2 separate regions of the Mus musculus genome follow, and region 1 is linked to region 2. A link is a loop called in an ENCODE intact Hi-C map of the cell type or tissue named here. Cell type or tissue: gastrocnemius. All regions are shown on one strand. Links, peaks and the distances in the headings refer to the core of each region. The heading gives the core; the rest is flanking DNA. Region 1 overlaps Slc12a6 (solute carrier family 12, member 6). Region 2 holds the start of Nutm1 (NUT midline carcinoma, family member 1).

Region 1 (11,313 bases), core at 1,513-9,512, 52 kb before region 2:
GAGTAACTGCTAGATCCTTGGACTTCCATTCACAGCTGTGACTGAACGATTGTTGGGAATTGAGCTGCCGACTGTAAGTCATCAATAAATTCCTTTATTATCTAGAGACTATCCATAAGTTCTGTGACTCTAGAGAACCCTGACTAATACACCCACACTCCACTGGATGGCTCAATATCCATGAGTATGTGAGCATCATAAACTAAACTCAGTGGGCTGTAAAATAAACAAAACCAAACCAAAACCAAAACCAACCCAAAAATCAGACAGAAACTTTGGAGCAAGTAGGGAAAGAGGTCGGATCTGGGAGGAGGAGTCCACGAGAGGAGCAGGGTGAATATAATCAAAATACACTGCATGCGTGCATGACATTCTCAAAATAGTGATAAAATTTTATATTTAAATTAAAATAAAAACACTGTGTGATTCGGATTACAGATACTGTGTTTAGGCTGGGCAATGCTTTCCTCATCTTACCACTATTACGTATTGGTATCAAGCCTATGAAAGACTCAAATTTATTGAAGTATTTATTTGGCTTCCTATACTATGAAAGAAGATTGTGCAAACCTGGATGTTTTCATCCTCTCATTTTTAAGAAAATCTGCCACGACTCACTGATGTTTGCCTGCTTGCTTTCCAAAATTTTTTAAATAGAAAATTATACACATACACAGGTTGGGAACAGTTCGCAAACTGTTAAGTACAGACTTGGATACATTATCCCAGAAGAAAGTTCACCTCCCATCCGTCACCTCAGCCTGACCCTGAGTTTTGCACGAGAGCTGATGAGTCAGTGGGAACAGTAAATACAACAGTAAAATAACTGCGGCCTGTTGGCAGGAGCAGCACTTAGCAGCCTGAAGATGCTGTTTTCAATCCCATTTGGCAGGCAAAGTCTGAAAGATGTTATTATAAAGTGAATTCAGCAAGCAAGACAGTTGAGCCAGTGTTTCCTGCAGGTGAGCCTACACATAGGAGCCTCTTAGAAAGACCCGGGGGGCCCGTTAGTGGTGTTGGGGGTTTAACTTTGGAGGTGCTGGGGTTGAGCCCAGGGTGTTTTTGCCAATTAATACTGTATCACTGAATTACATCCCCAGTCCTGAAAGGAGGGGCAATTATAAAAAATATTACAAAATACAGTCTTTGTCTAGTTCAATGCTGTTTGGTAATTTGTGAACTGTATAAATTCTTACCCTTGCCCTGCCTCCACTGCACAAATATTCCTGGTCAGATAACAAAGTAGTCTCAGACTTTTGAGCTTATCTTGGCAATTTCATAATTTAGGGGAGAAAAGAAAGATTGAGACAGAGTCTAATGTAGCCCAGGCTGGCCTTGTTGTCTTGAGTTTCCCACATGTTGGGATTACAGGAATGTGCTACCATGAGACAGATAGACAGAAAGAGAACGAGTACGCATGCCCAGTTTCTTCAATACTCTGGAGCTTTTTCTGTAAGCAAACAAGTCATATCAAGTTCCTCCCCTCCTGTGGACTTTCTGATAGCACATGCCAGTGTACAAACCTAGACATGCACACTACATACAACATTAATTATTAACATACCATACATTTCTTATTCTCACTCATAACTAAAGAAGTATAATACAAACTAGAAATGACATTCTGTTAGTAAATATAAAAAATATAGATTAATAGTATCAGTTTGGACTGGATAGCTGGCTCAGCAGGTAAAGTCAGTTGCTGCCAAGCCTGACAATTTGAGTTCAATGTGCACAACACATATGGTAGGAGAGAACCAATGCCTGAAAGGTGTCCTCTGACCTCCACACACATGCAATGCCATGCATGTCATTCCCTACATTAAATAAGTAAATATTAAAACTTTAAAAAGAACATCAGTTTTTGATAACAGAGTGGCAAACGTTCCTCATACCCAGATTGGTGGGAGTTTATGGTGATTTATCTTGTTGAAAATGTATAAATCCACTGAGAAAATTTGCATACAAATGTACTGACAGCTGTGACTGCACAGATTCAAGTATAAGATACTCATGGCAACATAATTTCTTTTGAAAATATTGTATGGGTATGAGTATTTTGTTTGCATGTTTGTTCATGTGCCACATGCACACGGTGCTTATATAGGCCAGAAGAAGACATTGGATTCCCTGGAAGTGCAGTTATAAATGGTTGTAAGCTGCCATATGCTTGGAATTGAACCCAGGTCCCTCAACATAATTTTTTTTAAATCAGTGTTCTAGAAAAAACCTAAATGCTCATGAAGAGGGGAAATGGCTGAGTAAAGCTGCAGTGACAACCAAGTCCCACTGCACTCTACATAAAGGATGGAGAGATCCCTACGTACTGAGAGGAGATACCACGAGGAAACATAAACGACAAAAGGCCATTCCAATGACCCAATGCCATTGGCATTAAGGGAAACATAATACAGGACATGAACATTTATAAATAACTTTTTCTAGAACTCCTAATAAGTAGTCAAAATTAAGTACTTGGGGAAGTAGAGGGGAGGTGTTGGGGACAAGAGACCCTTTAAAGAATTTGCTTTTTTAATACTGATCTTTTGTGTTGCTTGGGTTCCTCATTGCAGTGTTTCTAGAAAGGAGTCCAAGTTGTAAGGATATGTTTTGAAATCTACAAGTTTTGAGAGCTTATAAAATTCATGTCAAATTACAATTTCCCTACAATAAATAATACCTAGAGGAAATCAATTCATCTCCATAACTTGTTTCATAGGTAAGAAACTGGACTATCAATTTTATGGGTTATTAAAGGCATGTTGTCTAGGAAGGCTTTCAGTAATTACATTATTATTGTATCTTATTTTTCTGTGTGATGGTGGGTGCATGCACACACACTGCACTGTGCTGTGAAGGTCAGAGAAACCCGAGAGAGTCGGCTCTCTCCTTCTACTATGTGGATCCGAGGACCCAAACTCAGGCTATCAGGGAAGTGCTTTACCTGGTGAGCATCTCACAGAAACTCAACAGCTTCCAGCAATTAAAATGTGATTAAACACCAACATAATAAACGAGAAGAATATCTGTATAGACCATGATATTGTGATCTTAATTGTTATTGTACATGTTCCTAACAGGGTGTGTGTGCATGTGCCACCACGCCACCGTGCCACCGTGCCAGTGTGGAGGTTAGGGAACACTTTGTGGAGTTGGTTCTCTCCTTCCCATGTGCAAGGGTCCTGGGGACCAAACTTGGGTCACCAGGCTTTCAGGCCAAGTGCCATTACTGGATTAACTATCTCTTGCCCACTTTAATCTAACTTTTAAATAATTTTTACGTACATATGATGTGTTTGTGGGCAAACCTACCACAGCAAATGTGTGGAAGATAATGTCTTCTTTTCAATACTATCCTGGAACAAGAAGGTAAGATTTTTTTTTTTTAGCTACAGATTATGTAAAGTTACCTTTTAAAATATAATTAAAAATTGTACTGACTACTGATTTTAATAATTAATTACAAAAGTAGCTTCATATATCTTACCAAATTGTAAATAAACAGTGAGAAGCTTGAGGAGTGAAGAGCAAAGTGAAAGAATCAAAATAGCAATGGAGGGAAGTAGGTAATGTCTTCAGGGACAAAGAGGGAGACTTTACAGAGATACTTCCCAGAGCAATACTATACCTAACAGCTGGCTGTGCTCCCCTGTGATGGAGTTCTGACTCGGGTCTGAAAAACAAACAATTGAAAAGGATAGGAAAAAAATGAATGACCAAAACAAACATTTATTTAAAACTCAAGCAACAAAAGTCAAACAAGGTGACAAGCAAAAACGTAAAATAAATAAATAAATAAATAAATAAATGAACATTAACAAAAGAGTAAAAAAAAAAAAAAAAGAACAAAACTACTGTAAAACAATGATCATGTTCTTCTATACATTAAATACTGAATTACTGAGTTATATGACCCAAAAATTTCACATCTATCCCCCAAACCGCTTGAAAGTGGGGACTCAGATAGATACATGTAACCAAGTTTCCAGTGGCATTATTCATAAAAGTAAAAGGCAAAAGCCGTCCCAGCTGTCCTCCGGCAGATGGAGGAGTCAATGAAGTGTGGTGTCCTATAGGCTGCAGCATTATCCCCATAAAAAGAATGGAATTCTGACCACGCTCTGTAAAACACAGATGAAACCCAAACACAGTATGCTAATAGAAAAAGGCAGACAAAGAACACCTATTATCGAATTACATTTATGCAGAATATTGGTCACATGCGAAGTTATAGACAGAAAGATGAGTGCTAACGGGACTGGCTGAAGGAAGGATGGGTATTATTGCTAAAGTTTGGATGATATGAAATTCAGGAAATTTAGGAGTAAGGGCAGGTAATAACTGCCAAGAAATATACACGTGAAAACTGACTAAAGCAAGAAACTTTGTGTCCTATATATATTACCACAATAAACAGTAAATAAAAAATCATTATGCAGATGCGACCAGGCTGCAGTAGTTCATAAAGCAGAAGTCTAACCTTTCAGGACCTGTGACATGAGTTACATTTTCTGCAGCAACTCAAAGGCACGGATTACTACCAGAATCCTATGACCTGAAGATCTAGTGACTAAGCAGCTTTGATAAAAAAAACTGTTTCATCAATAATCTGAAAGTGGCGACAACAAGCCAAATGCCTAATGCAGGAGGGACCGACAACCACCACTTAACATCAACCACTAGCTTATTTTAAGGTCTTGAAAAGCATTAAGGGCTAAATATGGAAACGGCCCTAAGCTCTACTTTCCTAAAAAACTAAGTCTCTTGAGATGCTGTGAACTGCATCTGGCTTCCATGCAAGTATCTGAAGGAATGAAAATAAATTTAAACCACGGGTGTGTGAAGAATGAGTTTTACTAATTTCTAATTGAAGTTTTAAATTTTCTGTCAGCAAGAAGCTATACAAAAGTAGCAGTGTTTTGGTTCTTTCTCTTTTTTTGGGGGGGGCAGTGGTAAATATTTTATTTTAAATGTTACTAATATTTTACACAAAGTGAAAATAATATTCACCATGCTTCATATATATGTCATATGTAATTAAACATACCACTTTAAAGGAAAGACCCCAGGGGTAGGACATAGCAAGTGGTAGAGTGGGTTTGACCTCCACTACTTCAGTAAGCAATAATAAAAAAGAGCTCCAAGACAGAAGGAATAAAAAGGAGCTCTTAACAAACTCTGGTTTCTTATATGTATTACAGTATCCCTGTCAGTATACAATGTTCAGCAAGACAGACATAATGTTATTATGACCTTATTTCCACAATTAAGTTTTAAATGATTAATATTTTAGTTGTATTTTTCAGAATTTTCTTCCTTGATTTGATTTTGGAAAAGAGAAATTGAGCCAACACATTAACAAGGGTTTCTTTAGCTTCTAAAAAAATGCATCTTTTCATCTGAATAAAAGCACAAGGCCTGCACAAATTCAGCCAAACAAAATTTCAGTGCTGTGAAGGTGAAGTGTGCACAAAGTGCCCCCCAACCAAGAAGCTATTTGTAACTGACACATGCCAGGAGAAGGAAATCCGAGCTTTTTCCAATGGAGTCATCAGCTGAACTCCTGGGCAGGCCTTAGGCTCAGCACGAATCAGATCCCATGTTTCGTTTTGCTTTGTTTTGTGAGCTCTTTTGGTTTTGCACTTTTTATTTTTTGATGGTTTTTCTTTTCTGTTTGTTTTTGAGAGAGGAAGGGATGGGAGGAGTGAGGTAGAAATGACATGGATGGGTAGGGAGCTAGAGAAGATCTGGGAGAACGTGGGGGAGAGGAGAGAATAGGATCAAAATATATTATATGAAAAAATTTAGAAATCTAAAAACGGATTCATCTGTCACACACCTTCAGGAGCAGAGAGAAAAATGTTTGTGGGTGGGGCTTATTATAGATATTTTACTATTGCCCATAAAATAATTATTTTTATTGTTCTGTTGAGAAATTCTTTACCTAATAACATTCACAACTGAGAACAGAAATATCATGAAGTTGGTTCCAGACCACAGTGCTAAGTCATATAATTTGTAGTTTTTGGTTCCCTGGTGCTCACACAACCTGTATTTATAATATGCTGTAGTTTCTATGAAGTGTGCAGTCACATTATATTGTTTAAGCAATATAGAGACCTCAATTTCAAAATACTCTATTGCTAGAGAATGCTCAAGATCATCTGAGCCTTTCATGAGCTACAGTCTCGTCACTGGTGGAAGGTCCTGCCTCAGTGTTGATGGCTGCCATTTAGCAGAGTACATACTTAAGGTTTCGTGGATGGGGATGGCAACTTTTTTTTTTTTTTTCCATTTTTTATTAGGTATTTAACTCATTTACATTTCCAATGCTATACCAAAAGTCCCCCATATCCACCCACCCCCACTCCCCTGCCCACCCACTCCCCCTTTTTGGCCCTGGTATTCCCCTGTACTGGGGCATATAAAGTTTGCAAGTCCAATGGGCCTCTCTTTCCAGTGATGGCCGACTAGGCCATCTTTTGATATATATGCAGCTAGAGTCAAGAGCTCCGGGGTACTGGTTAGCTCATAATGTTGTTCCACCTATAGGGTTGCAGATCCCTTTAGCTCCTTGGCTACTTTCTCTAGCTCCTCCATTGGGAGCCCTATGATGGGATGGCAACTTTTAAATATGAAATCTGTGAGGGTTAATTCTTTGCACAAAAATGCCTCTGGGGCATGAGATGCTGTTTGACAGCATTTCCTTTGTTTGGTCTTGGGGAAACATGGTCTCACTTAGTAGCCACTTACTTTGTAGAATGTTCAAATTAGTGAATCCTTTCCAACACTGCCAGGGCTCTCCTTTTCATTCCTTTCAGCAGTGTTTATTCAATGTACAAAACCATGTGTTTTGTTAATGCATCACATACGTGTCTTCTATTCATTTTCCCATATGACCAAAGTTCATCCTTTACCCTGCTATGGCCCTTTATCTCTTCCCTAGTATTCCACTTTTTACGTTCATGTCTTTAAAAAAAAAAAGTCAAAGTCCCACATATAGGAGAGAGCCTAGACTTTCTGTCTTAATCTGCTTAGCATGATGTCTGCTTACATCCATTTTCCTGCAAATAACATAATTCAGTTCTTTCCTATGACTACATAAAAGTCCATTGTGTATTATATAACACCACACTTTCCTTATCCTCATTTGCTAACAGATATGTAAGCTGCTTCTAGAGCTTAGCCACTCTGAAAGCGCTACTATAACAGATATCTTACCACTGCTCCACCAACACTGGAGGATATTCTGAAATAGGAATCATTCCAGCAATGCTCAAACCGTCTTCTCCATGAGTAGGTTTAAGAAACCACTCTTTGCTCATCCATAGGAAAGCAATTCCTTAGCCGGGCGTGGTGGTGCACACCTTTAATCCCAGCACTCGGGAGGCAGAGGCAGGCGGATTTCTGAGTCTGAGGCCAGCCTGGTCTACAGAGTGAGTTCCAGGACAGCCAGGCCTATACAGAGAAACCCTGTCTCGAAAAACAAAACAAAACAAGAAAGCAATTCCTTATTTAAGTTTTGTCAAATAGACATGGTCTCTGACTCTGCTTCGAATCCTTGCTCTCTGCCACTTCCATATCTGGCTATTTTCTCACTTAAGCTTCAAACCTCAAACATGAGGTCAGGATCCAACTACTTCCAGCTCCTGTTAGTGATGATGCACTGATTCCCCCATAGGCCATAAATGTTCTCAAAGTTGAGTCCCTACCAGAACAGTTTCTAATTACTTTGTTCAGTAGTCTCAGAGGAATTACTTTATGTAACAGGTTCCATGCTAAGAAATGCATGTCTTAAGGATACATGAAAGCCTAATTTATTCTTTGATCCACAGGACAGGTATCATGTTAAACAGGCCATGAAAACTATTTTAATCTTGCCCATCTTCATCAGACTTCTTAGGTGATCAGGAACATAATTGGTAGTTTGAGCTGGGACAGGGTGGCGCATGTTTTTAATCCCAGCATTTGGGAGGCAGAGTGAGTTCCAGGACAGCCAGGGTTACACAGAGAAACCCTGTCTCAAAAACAACAACAACAACAAATTGGTAGTTTGAATGGAATCTGTTCTTCCCCCTTTAGGAGTAGGTCAACAGTGGCTGAAAATACTCAGTAGACTAAGTCAAAACAAATACATTGCCATTCAGGTTTAAGCTTCAGTTACAGAATATAAATAAGCAGGATATACTTAGCTTAACTTTTAAGGGCCAGAGGACTTTTGGAATGGCAATTAAGCACCAGTTTCAACTTAGTCCCGTCCCTAGATACATTAGCTCCCAAAAGGGCAACACTGACCTCTGATGCCAGAGATAAGTTTCCTTTCTAGTTAAAGAAGCCCCTGTTGGGACCTTCCTCCTGTCGAGGGCTGTGCTGCGCTGTGCTGCGCTGTGTACACCGTGCATCTGTTTTGCGTGACCCCTGTCTGCAGTCATCTTCTCTAGCTCTTCTGTCCTTCTTGCTTCTACATCAGAGGCTGATGCTTTACCGGGTACTTTTATGATATGCGGACAGCTTCTTTCCTTAAACAGCTCAAACAACCTCTGCTCACTTCAAGGTTTTCTTCCACGCCATCCTTTTCTCTCTTAGCTTTTCATCTCTCCAGACCAGTAAACCCTTTCCCCTATCAGCAACAAAGATATTTTGTTTTCTTGTCATTTATGTCACTGGAATTTCTCACTTCCTGTAAGAACTTTGCTTTAGCATTTGCCACTTGCCTACCTTTGAAAAGATAAAGTTCCTGTCCTCATGAAGATACTCAGAGATAAGAAAAAGAAAATTAACAATTAAAATAACTTTACTTCAATCATCAGCCCTGAAAAATAAAAACCATAATTTGAGTTTGTAAATGTTAGCTAAGGAGTTAACTGAGTTAACTGAGCAAACCTTTCTGAGGAGGCAATCATTAAGAAAAGACCTGGTACAGAAAGGCAGAAAGAAATTGTGGAACAGGGAGGGAGAGAGAGCGAGAGAAGGACAGGAAAGAAGAGGGTAGGAGAGGGAGCAGGGAAGGGATAGCAACATTGGAAAGGTCACACGGGAAGCTACTGCTGTATAAGCTTCTAAGATACCTGTGGATACATATATTAACAGAGTTAAAATGGAGTTACCCTGTAACTGGGACAAATATAAGCTTAAGTCTCAGGAATGAGTTACTTTTTTTGGGACTGCAGCCAGTAAAGTCCTGGAGACTTCCCCAACAAACATTATAGGCTACTGTCACTGCTTTTGGCTAACCCTTCAGAACTTGATGAGTGAAGCAGTATTTGAGTCATAGGATACGGGGAAATCAAGATGGTGGAAGCTTCATCCCTCTAGTTTTCACAGTGCTAAAAAACACTATGCATGCTACCAGAAGAGACAAAAGAAACCATCAATCATACCCAGAAATGAATCCTGCCAGTTACAATAATGATGGGTCTGACAGGAAGCACCCACTGATACAGTAGTGACCTGGACATCATGGGAGGAACCAACCACTTTCTGGCTGACTCTAAGGCTGCTCCCCAAAATGAAACCTACAGTTGACACCATTATTGAACCAAGACCATGTGGCTAGTCAGACAATAGGTCATAGAAGCTACTACTATTATTCTGCCAAATGGACAAAGTGTTAAACCCATTCCTAATGACTTATGATTATACCCATAGATCAATGTATTTCTCAGCTTTCATCGGAGACGCTTCTTTCTGCAGTAGACTAACATAGGGTGACTAACTGGCCAAGGGACGTAGAATAAGAAACATAATTAAAATAATAAAAATAAAACCTTAAAAAAATAAAGGTCTCTATAAAAAGAAGGTAAGCATGACAATCTTGAAAATGACTGCTTGGAGCAGGGGGATGGATGAGGAAAGGCAGTATCAAATGGGAGTCAGCTTGGTACTCTTGGGAACTTGTGATGTGCTGAAGTGTAATGAGTAGCACAGTGGTTAAAAGGGTCAGGAAACAGGTAGATAGCAGTTATACTCAAGGTCCTGAAGACAAGACAATGATTGTCACTTTTACGTTGAACAAGGTCTACTGGGAGGTTTTACACAGCCACACAACACGCCTGGTTAACTGTTTAAAAGGCATGCTGATGGTTGGATTGTAAAGGGAGTAAGAACAGAAATAAGGGGCTCGATGGATGTCCCTGTTGAGAGGGCTTACAGCTCTTGAAAAGAACCTTGGTTCAGACAGTAGTACCCCAATAGGCTCACAGTTGCCTATCACTCTAGTTCCAGGGGATTTGACACCATATTCTGGAAAAAATAGAAAGAAAGGAAGGAAGGAAAAGAAAAGAACTGTGCAGAAAGAGGAAATACTCAGAACCAAGGTCCGAGCTGTCCTGTTCAGTGAACGAGTAAACCAGGCTATCAGCAGCATAAACAGGGAGCAATGGAACATGGTCTAAGAGACGAATGCAGGCAGTGAAGAAAGCATGGGTCACACGAGGCCTTCTAGGGCACAGTCTGGACTTCTGAGTTACTCTGAGTACAATAGGAAGTCACTGGAAGGCTTGCTATCTCCACAGGATCACTGCAGCTGCTATCAAGAACAGACTGCACGATGAGGAGGAGGTACAGGAAGCACAGTTAGAAAGCTAAGATGATCCCGGAAAAGAAAACGGCATCCTGAGTAAGGTTGGAAAGTAGCCAAGATGACAAGCAGCAGTCAGAGCTGGGTACGAGCGCCACAGAAGACTGGGACAGGACAAGTAACCTAGCTCAAGAGGTCAGCTTTTAGTCGTTTCCCAAGACAGCTATGTAGGAGAGTCTTTGTGATGACAGATCAGTGGCCTGGATCTCTGGTTAGCTGTGAGGTTTCCCAGCAGCTAGTAAATATATTAAGAATTCATTTAATGAGAAGTCATTCAAATGTCCATTGCTGAATGGGTAAACTAAATGTAGTATATATGTACAGTTTAAAAGGAAGGTAATTTGGCCACAAACTACAGGACAGATGAATCTTTGAGAACATGCTAATGGAATAACTCAGTCACACAGGAACAGAGCCAAGTACCATATGACTCTACTTGTCTGAAACTCCAAAGTAGTCAAACTCAGAACCAGGAAGGATGGTTACTAAGAGCTGGGAGGGAAAAAAAGTGGAGATTTGTACGATGAGTCACACAATGTAAGCGTTCTGAAGCTCTTTGGTAGAACAATGAGAAGATACTTAATACAACTGAACTGTACATTTTAAAAACCATGAGCTAGGCTTGGTAGATTATATTCCTATAATCCTAAATGTGAAGGCGGAGAATCTCAAGGTTGAAGAAGCCCGGGCTACACATAATAAGAATGTATATCCCAAAGACAAAAACAAATAAC
Region 2 (11,313 bases), core at 1,066-9,065:
AGTTTTTTAACTGAGTCTGGAAAAAGTAACTTTCCTCCTTGCATCACCTCTTCCCACTAAATCAAAGGAAAACTTCTAATTCAAGTCAGGCTCGTCAGCTCAAGGTCAAGTCTGGAAAGTGGTTAATACGAACAGAAGTGGCTTCTATAGGTTCTGACTACAAAACTCAATATACAATATACAAAATAGTTATCTAAAGCTCAGCAGGGAAATTATGTGGGAATCATGCACGAGAAGTCCCTCTCGAAAGTTCCATTCTTTCAAGAGAGTACCACTTCCTTGAGTGAATTCAGTTACTTTAAATACTCTATAAAAACATAAATTTCAAAAAATAATTTTATGACACCCAACTGAATCTGCAAAAGAATCCAGTAAGACACAAGATGTAACAACCTGCCTTAAACGCTGACTTAGGAGTCAAAGCCCCAAAGCTCTCTAGAAAGCGCATATCCAGCCCATTAAAATTTTAGTTTAGAACTTTTTTTGTGTGTTGTAAAAGATTTAATTTTTTAAAAATAGTCATTTTAATTAGAAATAAGACAGAAATAAGGAAACCAAAATAGACATTTCCTTGCCCTCTTGCCAGCTACTTTCCCACGCCAAAAAGACTACTGCAGTGACCTACTAACTGTCGCTATTATTCCCACACTCGTAAGCATCACAGAAACGTGGGCCTTAATTTATGATTATAAAATTAGGGTAGTTAGCCAACATGGACAACCCAAGGGTTGAAACACCCGGCTCTCTGAGTCTCTACTTACCCTCCGTAACATCCTGGGGATTAGAAGTCCGGTCACTGGAAGGATCTAGGGCAACAGTTGCCAGAGAAGTAGTAGCCCCAGACAGTTCGCTCATAGGCTCACTACGGCTTGTTTCTGGCACACTTTCTCGGGAGCTAAATCTTACTCGAGAACTAGACCGAGAGCTGAGGTCCGGGCTGGTGTCTGACAAACCTGGAATGTCATCAATCTTAGTTGGTGTCACCATGAACCGAACTGAGGACATCTTGGTGGTGGCTTCTGGTGGATGCATTTTCCCCCCCCTTTCCTTTTTGACAAAGAAAAAAGGAAAAGCTCACAAAAACTCTTCCTCCTACACTAGCTACTTCTGATTGCAAAAATAGAAGGGGAAAAAAAACCAAAAACCCTCAATTACCCTGATTTACAGCCCACAAAGGCCCAATTAAGAATCCGTGTATAGAATTCAAGCCAGCTGTTTTATAAAGTGCCCCACCAGTAACTGAAAAATAATTTTCGAGAAAACAAAATAAGAACAAAACGATGCTAATCCTGTATAACTTGGTTCTTTCAGAATCCTAGCTATCTCCCCTGGTCCAGGGCTGAGGGCTCCGTGCCATGATCTCACAGCAGCTGGTGACGCCTCCCTCTGCTCAACCCCCAGGGTCCGGATGAGGTAGTTAGTCCTTTATCTGCCGAGTGTCCCACGGTTCTAGCTGAGGACGGAGCATGCAGGCCCACCCTTATCAGGCGTATAAGAGCGTGGATCAGATTGCGCAAAGGTGTGCACCAGCCACCTGTTGTGTATCAGGTGAATACCCCACAGGTCTGGCTGGGAGGAGGTGTGTGCTGAGCCACCCGATGTTTTTGAGGTCGATAATCCACTTGGGTCTGGTGGGAGAGATGCGCATGCATAACGGGAAAATACCCCCACACTACAGGAAGGAGAAAGAGGAGAGCCACGAGAGGATGCCGAAGCAGAGTGGATTCCTGCCTCCCAGAGGTCTCGTCCTGGCAAAGGAGCTGGAGGCGGCGGCTAGCGGATCAGGGCAGCTCCCACTGCAGGGTCGTGGCAGGTCGTGGCGAGTCCCTCAAGCCCACGACCGCTCGCCGTGTTTGCACTGCGTGTGACAGGACGCGCTTTCCTCCCGGGGCCCGTTAGCCTCTCGCCGGCTTTCCTTGGGTCTCGGCGGAGGGAGAAGACGGCCAGGCAGGCTGGTCCCGGCTACGGAGGAGGTCGCAGGTGCGGGAGCCCGCGCCAGCTGATGCGGGTGCGCGCGCAGCTGTTGTTTACTAGCCGCTAACCGTTCCGGAGCCGCGGCGCGCAGGAGGCCCCCTCCCCGGCAGACGCCCGAGGCCGTTACGTGACCTCGCCGCCCCCCGCCCCGGGCGCGGCGGGCTGTGCCCGCGCCGCCGCAGCCCTCCCCTTTCCGCCCCTCTCGTTCCTCATTCGAGGTTAACCGTCCGGAGAAGTCTGGGGAGCTAGAGGGCGGCGCCGTCCTGCGGCCGGGCAACAGCAGCCCCGCCCGGAGCATGCAGCGCGGGAGACAGAGGGCACCACGCCTGCGCGGACCGGCGACTCTCACGTGGAGCACGACGGGAACTGTAGTCCGCCCTAGGGTCTGAACGCGTGTGGCGAGCTGCTTTTTCCTCACCTGTGCTCCACGTACTCAGTATGCTGCTTAGAGGCACTCAGTGAACACTGACCCGCGAACCGCAAGGGTCATCTCTAAAAGCTCTCTGGAAACCTTAACTCTATGGCACCCAAACCTCCCATTACGGTATCTAGTTACCTTAGATGTGACCTCTGTAAAAATTCAGTTGTCTTTTCTAAGACACCTGTATCTTGTTCATCATTATGGGCTACTTTCCCCTTTCTTGTTCATATCCTTTTGAAACTGCAAGCCAGGCTTAAATTTCCATTAAAGAGAACTTATACAGACATGGAGAAGACATTGGGATATCTGCTCTGCAACATTTCCAGGATTTGACCCACTTTATTAACACTAGAATGTTTATTTAATTCGTCAAGGTGTTTTAATAACTTTCAGTTCAACCATGTTTTACTTGAAAACGCTCTGAAAGTTTGATCAAAATGCAGAAACTCACTGGAGCCTTTCCTGAGACCTTTCCTTTCCTCCTAGTTGCAAATCAGTGGACTTAATAATGGAGCAGGAGGCTAGACCCTCAGTGGTTAACAGCGTTTACTGCTCTGAAGGAAACCCTAATTCCGTTCCCAGTTCTCATGGCCCTGTAACTCCAGGTCTAGGTGATAAGACCCATGCTGGCACTGCACTTAAATACACATAAAAGATTTATAGTTTAAAAAAAAAATGAATCAAAACCATCTTAATTCCAGGGCTTGGAAATTCACTTTGACCAAATGGCAATTTCCAGTCGAGTTTGATAGCTTGGAAATAAAACGAAACCCGTTAAAATGTAAAATTGTATTAGATCTTTGAGTATTTGACATATCCAAAGCCCTTGATTCTATCCTCATCAGTGAGGGTGGGGGCAGGGTTAGAAAACTGGTACACTTATTTATTTTGAGTGTACAAATACATGAGTCCTTCTGATTATAGGTCCCAGGATCTGAACCCAGATCTGCAGGCTTGTGGGTGAAGCACCTTTGCTGCCAAAATACCTCTTTTGCTCTTTAGAGAAAGTGAAACATGAGTTCATGTTGCACAGGATGTCCTCAAACTATATAGCCGAGGATGACTTTCTTTTTTCTTTTGTTTTTTTTCCAGACAGGGTTTCTCTGTATAGCCCTGGCTGTCCTGGAACTCACTCTGTAGACCAGGCTGGCCTCGAACTCAGAAATCCACCTGCCTCTGCCTCCCAAGTGCTGGGACTAAAGGTGTGCGCCACCACTGCCCGGCAGAGGATGACTTTCAACTTCTGACCTGCCTTTACTTCCCAAGTGCTGGAATTATGGGGTCACTAAACCCAGTCTTCTGTAAAGCTATGTGCATGTTAGAAAGTCACTGGACCTACTATGTTATGTACACCCTCAGCTCCCTTTAGTTTTCTGATACAAGGACTAACTACATAGCCTAGGCTGGCTTGGAACTCATAGGGATCCTTCTACCTCATTCTATGACAGAATTAGACATCAGCTACCATGCACAGCCTGGATTTTTAAATATAGCCTATAGCTAGCTAATGGCTGGGCAGTGGTGATGCACACCTTTAGTCCCAGCACTTGGGAGGCAGAGGCAGGCAGATTTCTGAGTTCGAGGTCAGCCTGATCTACAGAGTGAGTTCCAGGGCAGCCAGGGCTATACAAACCCTGTCTCGAAAAACCAAAACCAAAACCAAAACCCAAACCAAACAAAAACCTTACAAATGTACTGTGTCTTGAAAAACCAAAACCCACACCAAACCAAACCAAAAACCTTACAACTGTTCTTGAAGAAAAGAAGCCCATCTCCTCAGGAATCTACTTTCTAAGGCAGCCTTGATGGCCATTCAAACTTCACAGACTTTACAATGACATTTTGCGCAATTTCTGCTCTCTGACACATGCCAGTCTTTTTGCATGTATTTATATGCACTACCTAGCTCACTCTGACAGCTCTTCCTCTTGCCCCCAAACACATAATCAAGCTCCCTAAAGCCATGTGTATCCAGGGGATTGTCTAAGTCATTGCTAGAGTCACACGTTTCCTTTTCTCCATGGTGACTAGTACTACCTCCAGGTTGAAGTCTTTATTTTGGTATGCACAGCTCGTGGCATAGAAGTAATGCTAACAATGCTAATGTTTTATTTTTGCAATCGAAGGACAGAATTAATTGTATCCAATACTGAAAAAAACCAAGAAGACATATCTCCTACCAGACAGATTTCACTGGCTTGGTAAAGAAACATCCACAGGCTGGCGCACACCTTTAAGATAGTGTTCAAAGGCAGAGGCAGTTAGACCTGAGGTCCAGGGCAGCCAGCTCTACATAGAGACTCTGTCTAAAGAGAGAAAAAGAAAACTTCCAGGGTTGGGCATACTTGTTATCTCAGAACTCAAAATGTAGTGGTAGGACTGGAGAGAGGGGTGCTTCCCAGAGGACCTGTGTCTATCCCCTGCAGTCACAGAAAGACTAGCTATCAGTCTCTAGTCACCAGGGATCTGACTCCCTCTTCTGGTCTTGATGGTTACTGGCACATATAGGCATAGACACATGTCGGTAAAATACTAAAACACACATACATTTTTTTTTACTCTTTGAGGAATTCAGAATATTTTTTAAAGGGCCCACAATTAGACAGTAGTTTTCCAGGGAATGCTGACCTTTGTAGGAGTCTTTCACAGCCTTTTTCCCCCCAACACCCTATCGTCGATGGCACACAGTTCTATTGCTACAATGAGGGCTTACGAATGTTCTCAAGTGGCCTTGTACTACCAACGGTACTACCCTTCCCCCATCTCTTCCTCCAACAACACACAAAATGAACTTTCAGTTCACTATATCTTTAATAACCTGGCATGAAAAAAAGAAAGAAAAATATTGTTCCTTTTACAGGCGAGGCCCATCAGTATAGACTCATTCACGTGGTGAGTGAGATAGGATTCCAAACAGCATGGGAAGGCTTCAAGGCTTACAGATTGACGCGTTTGGTTGCTGATAATAGGCCGAGGCATGAGCAGCGTAAAAGATTAACGAGCCCTCAGAGGACAGGACGCGGTTGCTGGGTCATGAGCACCTTGAAGCGTTTCTTGATGGTGATTCGGTGTCTTGAATATTTGTCATCTGGGGAGAACCGAGCAGGATGGGCGGAGCAAGTCTGTTGTCCCATAGGGTCAAATTTCTGCTCAAGGAAAAATAAAAAATATCTCAATATGAGTGGTGTGATAGAAAGAAACAAGAAAATGGGTGACCTGAGGCCAGGAGATCGCGTGGTCAGAAAAAGAAGCCACTGCCTATCTACCACGTTTTGGCTCCGACATGGCTCCACTCAGTGGGCTGCGCAGGCCGGTTCCAACTGTTCCTCCCATCTAAATTTCTCGTCCTTTTGATATATAGCTGTTTCCTCCTCCCCTTACCTTCAGCGTATAAACGCGATCGCCCTGCTCGTTGAGGTAATATTGGAGAAACATAACTGCCCTCAGCAAAAAGACACACGTACTACCGCCAGCCGCGTTTACTCCGAGTGCGCCGCTTCAATCGCGTGCGCCAACAACCTTCCAGATTGGACGGAAGTCTCTCCAAGGCATCCTGGGAAATGTAGTCCATTTCTCCAGTCATATCCATGTGACCAGAAGGGGGCATAGTAGAGCAAGTCTTGCTTGGCCTTGGGTTCCAGCTAGCAGCAACCTTGCAAAGTTATTAAGATCCATGGAACTGCCCACTGTGTGCCAGCCACTTGCCAGGGATTAGGAAGTAGGGATGGATGTGGGTTGAATGTTGATGCATCATTCACTGTTGATATCAGTCCTATCTTTAATTTCAAATTGCACACCCATTTCAGAGGCACCACTTTTCGAATTCCTGGAGAAACAAGGACTCAAGGATTCTCAACCTCCTATATCCTAGGGAAGAAGTTAAGATTTTTTTTTTTGAACCCTACTTTTTACATCCGGTTTCCCGCCCAATTTCAGAGTATTGGCGGCAAAGAGTGCATGATGGGTATTCGATATTATGCAAAGCGAACAGAACGGAAAGGTTTTCTTGTGAACCGGTGGATTTTGTTTTAGGGATCGAACCAAGATTCAAACTCGGGACCTGACCACAAGTTCAGCTCTTTCTTATATGGTGAGTAGCAGATAATAGCAAGTAAGGTACGCCTTCTCGGGGTATTTCCAGTTTTTAAAAGACTGAAAAGTCTCATAAGATTCTAGTTTAAGGTGGCGCACGCCTTTAATCCCAGCACTCGGGAGGCGGAGGCAGGAGGATTTCTGAGTTCGAGGCCAGCCTGGTCTACAGAGTGAGTTCCAGGACAGCCAGGGCTATACAGAGAAACCCTGTCTCAAAAAGAAAAAAAAAAAAAAAAAGAATTAAAAACTAAAACCAAGATATTGCAAAATGATCATTGCAGCACTACTTATAGTGGCAAAAATATAGTAGCATACTAAACTTGTAGCCAGAAAAATCGTAAAGTTTTTTTTTTTTTTTTTAAGTAGTGACTATAGACAGTTCGACTGCCGTTTTCATGAGATACATTAAAAAAACCCGGGAGCTTAACCCGTGCTTGTAACCCCAGAAGTCCAGAGGCTGAAACGGAAGGATTTCTAACATCCTAGGTCCAAGGCCTACCTGGACAGTATTCTAAACAGTGAAACCCTTTTTTAAACCGAGAAACAAACAAACAAAAGCGTGGTGGGTGGGTGGATGTGTTCGCGAGTGTTCGTGTTTTTGTGTGGGGGGGGTGTGGGGGGGCGTGGGTGTTCGAGATTTTGCGGGGGTGGGAATATACAACAAACAGTTAATATTGGTATCTTCTGGCATGGAGGTCTTGGTACAGGGAATGAAAGGGAAGAGTGTTTGCTGATGTAGGGTTTTTTTTTTTTTACATAGCCTGGATTTTTGTTCGTTTTGTCTAGGTTTTGATGTTATTGTTGTCGACTTTTAACACACACACACACACACACACACACACACAGACAGAATTTTAGTCCTTTTCACCCTCCCATCTCCCTTTCTTAACTCCCTTGGACTCCCCCTCAAAACTTTTCTTAATCTGACTTTTGAGTCATACTAAAATATTAATTTAAAATTTAAAAAGTAATTTAATGAAAAAACTTTATGGTAATTTTAAGGCAGGGGTTGTGCACTCAAGGGGCTAAGGTCAGAGAGTCTTAGATTTCAGCCAAGACTACATAGCCAGATTGTCTCAAAAATCCAAAAGGAACTGGAGATGTGACTCAGTGGTTAAGAATGCTCGACTCTGTTACAGAGGACCCATCTTCAGGTGCCAGCACCAACTCATAACTGGTTCTAACTCCAGTTCTAGAGGCTCTGACTCCCTCTTCTGGCTTCTGTGAGCACCAGGCATGCACCCAGCTGAAGGTGAAGGTCTTTAATACCAGTTCTCAGGAGGTAGAGGCAGGCAGATCTTTGTTGAGTTCCTAGCCAGCTAGGGCTAAAGAGTGAGCTCCTGTCTCAAAAATCAATAATCAATTAATTAAAATCTTTTTTAATTTAGTAAAATCTTTCAGCAAATGGGGAGAAAAAAGGGCCGTGGCTTCCAGGAATTTCGGGAGTGTTGTGACGGAACTGTTTGGGTATTACAGAGAGTTTTTTTTTTTTTTTTTCAGAGTTAGTCCCACTTTGTAGCCCAGGCTTTTCTCAAACTTACCTCCTGGGTCCTAGGATTACAAGTGTGTGTTGGCTTTGCAGGAAGGTGGCGCTCAGCCCACAGCAGTTGAACACTGCATCATCTGAGACACTTCAGTGCCAAGCGTTTAGTTTTGGTTTTTGTTTTTAATCCTCACTGTGCACTCAGACTTTGGCTCGGGAAGTAGAGTCATCATTGAAACAAGCCCGAGGTCCACCCAAGGGTCTGTTGTTAATAGTAATCCAGCTGCAGAACTGGGCAAAGGGCGGAGCTCGGGATTAGATGTATTGTTGAAGAATAGAATAAGAAGCCAACAGTGAAAACTACAGTGTAATGTTGAGAATCTGGGAGACAATGTTCAAACTGTCCTAAAAGAGGACACCCAACAATCATGGTATCAAATTCACGGAGGGACTTTCTAATTTTTGCTTGCTTACAAAAACCCACAGAGTGAAATCTCCTCATTCTCACTACACAATATCCTTTCCCCTCCCCCACTACAGAATGCCTGAGTCCAAGATTCTAATTCTGTTCTGACCCAGTCTTTAGCCTCCCTTCCTTAGATATCATCTGTTGGAGCTGGGTTATTGCCTGGATCCTAGACTCAAGTGTTTCATTCTGGAGCCTTCCAGACTGTCACTGTTGGAGTACCTAAACCTCGGATTATGGCATCAGATGGAAGTAAGACTAGGGGTAGTGGAGTGTGGAGTATCTGCCACCTGAGGTATCAAATTTGCCACTTTACCTAGGGACAAATCATTTAGGATAATCCATGGGGATCTGAGGCACCAGGGAGCCCAGGGAAATAGATTTTTACCATTAAGAATGGGGAGGTGCAGCCGGACGTGGTGGCGCACGTCTTTAATCCCAGCACTCGGGAGGCAGAGGCAGGCGGATTTCTGAGTTCGAGGCCAGCCTGGTCTACAAAGTGAGTTCCAGGACAGCCAGGGCTACACAGAGAAACCCTGCCTCGAAAAAACAAAACAAAACAAACAAACAAACAAAAAAGAATGGGAAGGTACATCCTTGGAAATGAAACAAAGTCCATCTGAAGTAATACACTGAATATTGGGACTGGATACCAGTTACCCAGTTTGATTCCAGGAAGAGGGAACTTTAGCATGCTTGTGGTGGAAACAGAGGCTTATGTGTTAGTATAAGGGGCGTCATCAGGGTTTCAGGAGAAGAGCCATGATCTGTGTCTTCTGACCCACTCTAGACTTCATGTGAAGTCAGGGTCAACTCTCTTGATCTTTCCAGGAAAAGTAGGCTGAAGGATGGAGAAGTGGGATGGGGCCAGGTCCATTAGCCTTGCTCAGAAAGCTAAAACTCAGTGGGGTTATTCACTTATGAGCCAGTGAACGGGGCTAGAGATTTTGTAAAATTGCTTGTTCCCAGGGCCTGATGGTTCCTTCTAACAGAGGTGGCTACTTGTCAGTTCAGGCAGCAGGCTTCTCTTGCTTTCTTTTTTCTTTCATTGTAATTTATCATGCATCTATCTGGAATTTGGGAAGTCTAAGGTCAAGTTTCTGTCTAGTTAGTGTTTTGGATAGGATACTTCCATAGACTTCCATTTCTGAGCATGTGTGTTCATACGTTCTCTCTCTCTCTCTCTCTCTCTCTCTCTCTCTCTCTCTCTCTCTCTGTGTGTGTGTGTGTGTGTGTGTGTGTGTGTGTGTGTGAATATTTGTTTATTGAAACTGAATCTGGGGCCTTGCATCTGCTAGGCCAGCATGCTGTGAGTCAAATCTGCACCTCCCATTTCACCTTTTAGTTTGTGGCAAGGTCTCAGGCTGCCCTTGAACTCCCTCTGTAACCCAGGCTGGCTTTGAACTTGTGATTGTCCTTCAGAGTGGTTGTATAAACCTGCATTTATCTTTTAAGTAAATGGATTTGTTTTTGTTTGTTTGTTTGTTTGTTTTTAATTTGATTAGGGGCGATCTTTCTTGGTTTTCAGGCTGGAGGGGATAGGCCATCTTAGCAACGGTGAGATACTCAGTTTTTCTCCCTATTGTGGAGCTCAGACCTTAGGAACATTTTCACTGCGTGCAGAACTTGGTGGTATAAAGCTAGCCCTGTGGTGTATGGTTCAGATGAGTGTGAACATTAGGTTGTTCCTATTTCATGTCTCCTTTATGGCCAGGAAGTGGAATCTGAGGGTACTGCTTAGTCAGTGGAATTATTTATATATATATATATATATATATTTTTTTTTTTTTTAAGAAAAAAGGGAGAAGTGTTGCATGAAATCAGACCAAGTGGGCTCTGTCTGTACCATTAAAGTCATGCAGGATGCAGGCAGGCCCTTTTTAAGGAAGCACATTTATAGCCCCTCTACCTGACCAGCATCCACAGAACTGGTCCCTGACAGGAACTGTGTTCTAGATTTCTTTCTTTCTTAGATTCAGTCCAATGTTTTGTTCTTTGTGAGCCCTAAACTTCTACTATTAAGCAGCAGAACCATAGATAGTCTGTACTGTCTTTTTTTTTTTTTTAAGATTTATTTATTTATTTATTTAATGTATGTGAATACACCACCACTGCTCTCTTCAGACACACCAGAAGAGGGCACCATTACAGATGGTTGTGAGCCACAATGTGGTTGCTGGGAATTGAACTCTGGAAGAGTAATCAGTGCTCTAACTGCTGAGCCATCTCTCCAGCCCCCGTGTGCTGCCAAATTTCACCTTGTCATACTTGTCAACTGAAAGCACAGGAAACTTCCCTCCCTCCCTCCATGGCCCTCCCCTCACTTATAATGAAGTTTCTGGGAACCCAGAATCTAGGCTGCTGTATTCTGTCCTGGGAATTGTGCTTGTGTGGCTAGAGACAGGAGCCCTAGAGCGGTTGGGATCCGGTGGCTTCCCTGTCTTGTGGAGTGGGTAGGGTTAGTAGATGTCCGTGTATGCTGAGTGGGACGACTTTTGGAGAAATGAGCTTATGAGTCCTAGAGTCATTGAGCCTGCTCACAAACTGCATCTTCTGTTATTTGAGATTATTAGGAACAAGAGGCATAGGAAGAGGAGGAGTGGGGTGGACCAGTGTTTGTGAAACTGCCTTTTTCTCAAGAGTCCCATGAACGCTTCTCAAGAGCCTGGACTTTTCCCTGCACTCAGCGTGCTTGCAGACTGCTTTTCCTGCAGAACAGGCATCAATCTTATTTCACATCTTCTTCATCTGCCTATGGAGCTGGCAGGGGAGGTCTTCAGGACTGTTTTGAGAGATGTTCTTAGCGGCAGGGATGGCGGCTTGAGCTTGTTCTTCCTGGAAGATGCAGGCCTGTGTGTCTCTTTGGAAGGGAGCAAC

The links. Hi-C counts contacts between places; a loop is a spot of excess contacts. Peaks named below come from ENCODE experiments on the same cell type or tissue, not always from the same donor. Only the 100,000 strongest peaks of a DNase experiment are listed, where the experiment ranks them.
Region 1: it touches region 2 in a loop (1.9-fold over the local background); 5 of 42 quality-filtered maps call a loop at or near these places.

Annotation. Positions count from the first base shown.
Region 1 is chr2:112,308,601-112,319,913 of GRCm38, reverse strand. It overlaps Slc12a6 (solute carrier family 12, member 6), which reads right to left. Exons shown (of 25, transcript NM_133649.2): 2 at 3,629-3,673. Among named protein-coding and RNA genes, the nearest start is that of Gm39908, 38 kb to the left of the region's middle. In gastrocnemius, for the core only: no CTCF peak of the experiment used is centred there; no DNase peak of the experiment used is centred there; H3K27ac peaks cover 1,004 bases.
Region 2 is chr2:112,256,541-112,267,853 of GRCm38, reverse strand. It overlaps Nutm1 (NUT midline carcinoma, family member 1), which reads left to right and starts at 8,563. Exons shown (of 7, transcript NM_172521.2): 1 at 8,563-8,688. The coding sequence starts at 8,673. Nop10 (NOP10 ribonucleoprotein) reads right to left here and starts at 5,928. Exons shown (of 2, transcript NM_025403.4): 1 at 5,777-5,928; 2 at 4,956-5,541. The coding sequence starts at 5,830. The coding sequence ends at 5,401. It overlaps Slc12a6 (solute carrier family 12, member 6), which reads right to left and starts at 1,540. Exons shown (of 25, transcript NM_133649.2): 1 at 762-1,540. The coding sequence starts at 1,032. In gastrocnemius, for the core only: CTCF peaks have their summits at 2,257, 4,886 (motif pointing left), 5,997 (motif pointing right) and 8,086; DNase peaks (open chromatin) are centred at 2,044, 2,262, 5,471, 5,942 and 1 more place; H3K4me3 peaks cover 3,154 bases; H3K27ac peaks cover 3,061 bases.